Linked DNA regions of Mus musculus: regions 1 and 3 are each linked to region 2. The links are chromatin loops, found by intact Hi-C in ENCODE. Cell type or tissue: heart. All regions are shown on one strand.

Region 1 (2,500 bases), 250 kb before region 2:
TGTCTTTCTAGAAGTAAGGCCTCTGGGATTTTGGTTGTGTTTTAATCATTCCTTTTGACTTTCTATGTGCATTGGTGTTTTGCCTGTATGCATGTCTGTGTGAGGGTGTCTGGTCCCCTGAAATTGGAGTTACGGATGGTTGTGAGCTGCCATATTGAACCCTGTTCCTCTGGAAGAGCAGCTAGTGCTCTTAATCTCTGAGCCATTTCTCTGCCCCTGCTGTTTGTTTTGCTTTGTCTTGTTTTGGTTTCGTTTCGTTTTGGTTTTTCGAGACAGGGTTTCTCTGTGTAGCCCTGGCTGTCCTGGAACTCACTCTGTAGCCCAGGCTGGCCTCGAACTCAGAAATTCGCCTGCCTCTGCCTCCCAAGTGCTGGGATTGAAGGCGTGTGCCACCACTGCCTGGCAACAACCAGTGTTCTTTAAGGCTGAGACATCTCTCTAGCCCCACCCCCAGGTTTAAAACAGGGTCTCATTTAGCCCAGGCTAGTCTCAAACTCACTACATAGCCCTGGATGATCCTGACCTACTGACTGATCTTCCGGTCTCTTCCTTCCTAGGGCTGGGATGACAAATGTGTACCACCATAGGGTTCGTGTGGTACAGGGGTGGAAAACAGCGCCTCACACATGCTCAGTACGTGCTCTGCCATTGAACCATTGCTACAGTCCAGCAGCCAATTTAGACTATTAAAATACACATCTAGTAAAGTTTACTTATTTGTGTGTGAGGACACAGTACACTTTGGAGTAGGTACGGAGATCAGAAGACAATTCGCAGGAGTCAGCTCGAACCCTCCATCCTGTGGAGGATGTCTTGCCCTTCATGTTTGATATTTAAAATACTGTATGTATAGATTATTCCAGGTTGGGCTATAGCGGTATGTAGATATTGGTGATGAGCTTGCTAGGCATCACGAAGTCCTGGATTCATCACCAGCATCGAAAAAAAAATTAATAAAAAAAAAATCGCTGGGCAGTGGTGGCCCACGCCTTTAATCCCAGCAAGCACTAGGGAGGCAGAGGCAGGCGGATCTCTTGAGTTCGAGGCCAGCCTGGTCTACAGAGTGAGTTCCAGGACAGTCAGGGCTATACAGAGAAATCTGTCTCAAAAAAAAAAAAAAAAAAAAAATCATTCCAAGTGTTCTCTCCCCCTCCCTTTCCGGAAGCTGCGTGAGCAGAGACCTCATGAGGCCACCAGGTGTCGCCGCCGCGCCTCTCACGCCAGGGACATTTCGCATGCTGGGTGGGTGGCGCGGAGGAAGCAGGATGCGTCACCAGACCCGGGATCGGGGGATCCGGGGATCCGGGGAACCGAGCCGCGCGGCCGAGGCCAGGACCCAGGCTGGCGGAGGAGGCGACTCAGGGTGATTCACCGGGAGCCCCCGTGCACCGTGGGAGAATCCCACGCGGGTCTATCTGCCTCGCTCGTGTCCTTGCTGTCGACTACCAGCCCTCAAGCTGTGGCTTGGAACGCCCTTGGAAGCCTCAGTTTCCATTTTGCATAATGCAGATATCAATTCCTTTGCCTGACAAATCTTGGAAAGATAAATGACACGCGTGGAAGAAGGGGCTTGTGCTTCATGCTACGCACTACAAAAATGCCAGGGACATAAGAGCGGCTGCCTTTCAGTCACCTCTCCCCGGGTCAGTACCCTTCGGGTTTTGCCACTTGGCTTCCCCCTCAGGGGTTAAGTGTGGCGAATCGATCTGAGGATAGACGGTGAGGCAGCCGGCAGGGGGCAGGGTCACTCCGCAGAGCGTCTGGAGGGCTCTTCACCTGCGCCTCCCGTGCACACGTGAAATTCTCGGGGTGCCGGGAGGAGGGAGAAAGGGTTCCGGATCTCTCCCCCTGCGATCCCTTAGTGCTCTGCAGCCAGGACCCCTGGGGCACCGCCAAGCCACCTACCACGACCACTAGGAAGCTTCCTGTGTGCCTCTCCTCCCGCGACCCTGGCCTTAGAGGGCTGAGCGTTCTCAAAGCACCTTCGTGCTGGCGATGCTAGGGTGCCTTGGTAGTTCTCACTTTGGGGAGAGGATCCCACCGTCCTCAAACTTACCAAACGTTTACTGTATACCCTAGACGTTATTTAAACACTCTCCAACTCTACAAGGCCGGCAGAACACTTAGTAAGCCTCCTGGCGCATGCACATCCCTTCTTTCAGAGCTTGGGAAAGGCTAGGGACTCTCCGGGGACAGCGAGGGGATTCCAGACAGCCCTCCCCGAAAGTTCAGGCCAGCCTCTCGCGCTGGAAACCCCGCGCGCGGCCTGCGTAGCGCGGCTGCCGGGAAATCAGGAGAGAAACTTCTGTGGTTTTTTTTTTTTTTTTTTTTTTTTTTTTTTTCTCTCTAGAGCTCTCTCTCTAGAGCTCTCTGGCTTTTCTAGCTGTCGCCGCTGCTGGCGTTCACGCTCCTCCCAGCCCTGACCCCCACGTGGGGCCGCCGGAGCTCCGAGCTCCGCCCTTTCCATCTCCAGCCAATCTCAGCGCGGGATACTCGGCCC
Region 2 (2,500 bases):
CGCACCTTTGATCCCAGAAGTTTCAAGTTAGACGCAGGCAGATCTCTGTGAATTTGAGGCCACTCTGGTTTACATAGTGAGTTTCAGGCCAGCCAGTACTATGTAGACAAACTCTGTCTCAAACAAAAATGATTTTTTTTTTTGAACGAGGGTCTCCTGTAGCCCAGGCTGACTTGATCTTGGCTCCTGCTTCCACCTGCATCCTGTTCTGGTTTCTGTAGTATTTGAGATGGAAGTCAGACCCCTGTGCCTGCTTGGTCAGTACTTGCTGAACTCAGTCCAGCTCGATGAATGTTTTCTTTATTATTAATGTGTGCATGATGTCTGTGCCCCCCCCCCCCACACACACACATGTGGGTTAGAGAAGTTCCTGGAGTGGTGCTGTCTTTCCACCATGGCTTTGGTCACTCTGAGGGTGTCAGGCTTGCAAAGCACACACTTTCCCCCAGGGAACTCAGTTTTCAGTTTGAGAGACCTTCTGGGAAGTCAGGGTTGACTATGAATTTCCCACAGTTGTTTATCTCTGAACACTTTGGAATAACAGGCTAGTCTAGCCACCTCCATCCCCAGTCCCCTTTATTTATTCATTTATTTTTCTGAGACTGAAGGCATGTGCCTGCCACTGCCTGGCTTTTCAACCTCCTCTTTAGTCTTTGAAACAAATTCTCTGTGTAGCCCAGGCTGGCCTTGAACTCATGTAGCTGAGGATAATCTTGTGCTTCTGTTCCTCCAGTCTCCCGCTGGTGGGATAAGAGGCATGCACTGCCAACGCTAGTTTATGTGGCTGTGGGGTGGAAATCAGGGCTTCTCCTCTGCTAGGAAAATGCTCTATATCCTGGCCCCAGCCCCAGCAGACTGAATCTCTGATAACATTTGCCCTGTCTGGTTGCAAAGACCCCATTCTCCCTAGAATGAGCTGTTAAGAGTCTCTGACACTCACTTCAGGGAACAATCTGCTCTTCAAGAAAATGGATCCTTCCAACCATCGGGATGCAAAATTCCCGACCATAGGGCGCATGCGCTGGCCGGGGAAACCCTGACTGGAATGCAGTCACGTACCCAGGTGTAGGTGGTCCTTAGTTCTTGAGACTGCCACTCCTTGGGTGGCTCTGCGCCCCTGCCAATAAATAGACACGATTCTTGTCACTGGCCTCGGCGTCCTCTCAGCGGTAGAGGCAGATGCCGGTTAACTTTAGAGCCAAGATTCGCAAACCGCATTGCTTAATTTATACTTATTTTAGGCTGGGACACCTCCCCTCCTGTCCCTCCCAGCCTGGAAGGGTAAAATGTGTCCCTCGCTTTAACGGAGGAAGCTCGTAACAAGGTTTCTGGGGCGGGGGGTGGGGTGGGGTCGTCTGCACGAGTTGAACGCAGAAACAATGAGCATCTATTGTGTGCAGAAGGCTGCGCACCCAGGGTCAGGCGGGGACAGCCATGCTCACGGTCCTGCGATGCCTCCTGCTGGACACACGCGGCACTGTCAGCATCGAGGGCTCTCTTGAAAAACACACTTTCTCTTTGCTTTGTTCAGATAGTGGCTGGAGCCAAGGCTACGAGTTATGGGCTACTGAATGAAACCTTGTCTAAATGTGCAAAAATTTAGGAGACAAGTGACAAAATCCAAGAAAGGACAGGTTTGGCAATGTTTTGTTTTTGAAACAAGGTCTCCTGTAGCCCAGGATGTCATTAGAATTCACTGTGTAAGTTAAGGAAGGATGGCCTTGAATTCCTGATCTCCCTGCAGAGATCAGACCCTGCCTCCATCTGCCAAGTCCTGGAATGACAGCTGGCTGCCACCCGCCTAGCTCCACGTGCTGATCTATCTATCTTTTTTGTTGTTTTTTTGTTTTGTTTCGTTTTTTTTTTTTTTTTTTTTTTTTTTTTTTTTTTTTTTGAGACAGGGTTTCTCTGTGTAGCCCTGGCTGTCCTGGAACTCACTCTGTAGACCAGCCTGGCCTCGAACTCAGAAATTGGCCTGCCTCTGTCTCTGCTGGGATTAAAGGCATGCACCACCAACGCCCCGCCTTTTTGTTTGTTTTTAAGATAGGGTTTCTTGATTTAGCCTTGTCTGTCATGGAACTCACTCTGTAGACCAGGTTAGCCTTGAACAAAGATCTCCTGTCTTTGCCTTCTAAATGCTGGGATTAAAGGCGTGCACCACTACTGTCTGCCTTTTGTTTTGGTTTTATCATAATTGTTGCATTTTTGCCCGCAGGAGGATCAGGAATTCAAGGACAACCTCTACAGCCAACCCAGTTGAGGGCCAGCCTGTTCTATCGAGATCCTGTCTCCGGACAAAAAAAGTTTCATGAGAGCGTGGTGTGTTGGCACAGTCTTTTAGTCCGAGCACTGACGCAGTAGATTAAGGCAGATCTTCATGATTTGGTGCGGTCCTGGGCTGCATCCAAAGACCTTGTTTCCAAAACAAACAAACGAAAAAGTGTAATAAAAATACAAGCAAGGTTTTGCAGAAATAAATCTGTGGCCTCAAGGGTCCCTT
Region 3 (2,500 bases), 88 kb before region 2:
TCCTGCTATTGAAGACACACACACACGTCATTCAACTGAGACCAAGGACCCCACCAGTCTTGGGGTTCCCAAGAGTGGCTGCAGGCAGGACTCACCGCTATGCAGGTGCCTGCATGGGCTGGCTTGCTGGTTGACTGGACCACAAGTGCCTGCAGGTGTTTCAGCTGCTCCAGAAGAGACCTTGCAGGGAAACACATTTAGGTTGAGCCCTTGGAGTCTCCCATCTTCCTTCCCTGCCCTTTCTGGAATCCCAAGACTTGATGGTGTACAGACTCCACCTTCCCTAGGACACACTCTCTGCCCCTCAGTTTCTCTGATCCTGCCCCAGGACCTTTGCACAGGCTGTGCCCTCTGTACTAAGGATGATGTTTCCACCGATATGTCTACAGCTGGTCCTCTCTCAGCCCAGACTTCGTATATGCCAGTTCCTCTCTAGCCAACCCTCGAGTACCCATCAAAGTCCCGAGTCCAAATGCCCTATGGTGGACGGAGGTCTAGTCACTTGCCATCTAACAGGCACGGGGCCATCTTTTTGTTCTTCTTTGGGAAGACCCCACCCCCAGCCCCAATCAACACACTCACAAATTTTGCTTTTCTAAATGCAAAACCTTCCTCTGCAGCTCCTGGTTCTGGGCAGTACACGCTGACATCCTGTAAGAACAAGGACCCAGTGACACTGAGAACATTTCTGTCACCTGACAGCCCCATGGACGCCTCCTGATTTATACACAGGGACCCCAAATCCAGAAAGGACAAGGGACAGCCTGAGGCCACACTGCATCTGTAACAGTTGTTTGTGTGTTCTGGAGTGTGTGCATGCCTGTGGAGGAGGGGAGGTGACACCAAGTGTCACCTTCCTCTTTTTTTTGTTATTGTTGTTAATATTTATTGTTGTTGTTGAGACCGTGTCTCTCTTTATAATGCCCTTTCTGGTTCAGAGCTCACAGAGATCCTCTTTCTCTGACTCTCCAGTGCTGGGATTAAAGGTTTAGGCCAGCCGGGGGTGGTGGCGCATGCCTTTAATCCCAGCGCTTGGGAGGCAGAGGCAGGCGGATTTCTGAGTTCAAGGCCAGCCTGGTCTACAAGGTGAGTTCCAGGACAGCCAGGACTACACAGAGAAATCATGACTCGAAAAACCAAAAAAAAAAAAAAAAAAAAGGTTTAGGCCACCATGTTTAGATTTTTATCTATATGAATGTGTGGGTGTTGGCCTGTGTGTGTATGAGAGCACTTGCACACATACACAAGTACCATGTGCATGCTTCACCCATGTGGCCAGAAGGTGGCGCTGAATACCATGAAGCTGGAGTAACAGTTGTAAGCCACCTATGTGAGTGCTGGGAAATCAACCCAGGTCCTCTACAAAAGCAACTGGTGGTGTAACCACTGAGCTGTCTCTCTGGCTCCATGCACAGGTATATATATGGATTTATTTATGTATTGGGTTTTTTTTTGTTTTGTTTTGTATTTTGAACTCAAAAATCCACCTGCCTCTGCCTCCCGAGTGCTGGGATTAAAGGCGTGCGCCACCACGCCCGACCATTATTTATGTATTGTATGTATATGAGTACACCATTGCTCTCTTCAGACACACCAGAAGAGGGCATCAGACCCCATTACAGATGGTTGTGAGCCACCATGTGGTTGCTGGGAATTGGGCAGCCAGTGCTCTTAACCGCTGAGCCATCTCTCTAGCCCTATTTTGTTTATGTTTGTGTATGTGCACATTAATGCAGGTGACCACAGCAGAAATAGGAGTTATATTCCTTGCAACTGGCATCCCAGGGGCTGTGAACATCCAACGCTGGGAATCAAACTTGTGTCCTTGTGAGAGAGCAGCAAGAACCTGTAACCAGTGAGCCTTATTCTTTTGATACTAGCATCCCTCACTGATCCTGGAGTCACTAAGCTACACTGGCCAACCAGTGAACCCCAGGGGTCCCGACGATGCCTCAGTCTCTGGAGTGTTGGTATGGCAGGACCATGCTGGCCTTCTGTGTGCAGATGCTCAAACTGACCTCGGGTCCACATGCTTGAACAGCACATACTTTGCTAACCGTCATCTCTGCAGCTGACGGTGAGAGAGCCTGCCAAGCATGTCCCCCTCTCCTGTGCGCTGAGTACTCCCCGAGGGTGCTCTCACGTTTTCCACAGGTGTCACAGAGGCAAGGACTGACCCCACAGTGCTGAGCAGGTCACACACAACCTTTCCTTTCTCGGTGCCATTTCCCTACAGGACTCAAAACCACCAAAGGCCTGAGAGACAGCTCGGTGGGCACAGACAGCAAAGACACCTGTCACCATGCCTGGATGACCCAAGTTTGACTCCCATGAACCCCTATAGGAGGAGGAGGAAGCCAGTGACCATAGGTTGCCCTCCAGCCTCCACAGGAGCATGGCAGTGCAGATACACGTGTATACACACACACAAACAAACAAGTCGATGCCTAGCCACCCCTAGCAGTCTTTGAACAATGTGTGTGTCTCCTAGTGGGACATC

Evidence for each region. Hi-C counts contacts between places; a loop is a spot of excess contacts. Peaks named below come from ENCODE experiments on the same cell type or tissue, not always from the same donor. Only the 100,000 strongest peaks of a DNase experiment are listed, where the experiment ranks them.
Region 1: it touches region 2 in a loop (2.8-fold over the local background); 8 of 42 quality-filtered maps call a loop at or near these places.
Region 3: a loop joins it to region 2, with 5 times the contacts of the local background. A loop is called at or near these places in 17 of 42 quality-filtered maps.

Annotation. Positions count from the first base shown.
Region 1 is chr10:80,927,479-80,929,978 of GRCm38, forward strand. No RefSeq gene overlaps it. Among named protein-coding and RNA genes, the nearest start is that of Gadd45b, 1.4 kb to the right of the region's middle. In heart, CTCF peaks have their summits at 1,191 (motif pointing right) and 1,736 (motif pointing right); DNase peaks (open chromatin) are centred at 1,233, 1,793 and 2,483; H3K4me3 peaks cover 1,367 bases; H3K27ac peaks cover 1,394 bases.
Region 2 is chr10:81,173,738-81,176,237 of GRCm38, forward strand. No RefSeq gene overlaps it. Among named protein-coding and RNA genes, the nearest start is that of Eef2, 1.6 kb to the right of the region's middle. In heart, a CTCF peak has its summit at 1,467 (motif pointing left); DNase peaks (open chromatin) are centred at 725, 1,074, 1,464 and 2,324; H3K4me3 peaks cover 1,780 bases; H3K27ac peaks cover 2,247 bases.
Region 3 is chr10:81,085,935-81,088,434 of GRCm38, forward strand. It overlaps Creb3l3 (cAMP responsive element binding protein 3-like 3), which reads right to left. Exons shown (of 10, transcript NM_001382818.1): 7 at 583-651; 8 at 96-180. Among named protein-coding and RNA genes, the nearest start is that of Creb3l3, 5.4 kb to the right of the region's middle. In heart, a CTCF peak has its summit at 1,285 (motif pointing right); no DNase peak of the experiment used is centred here.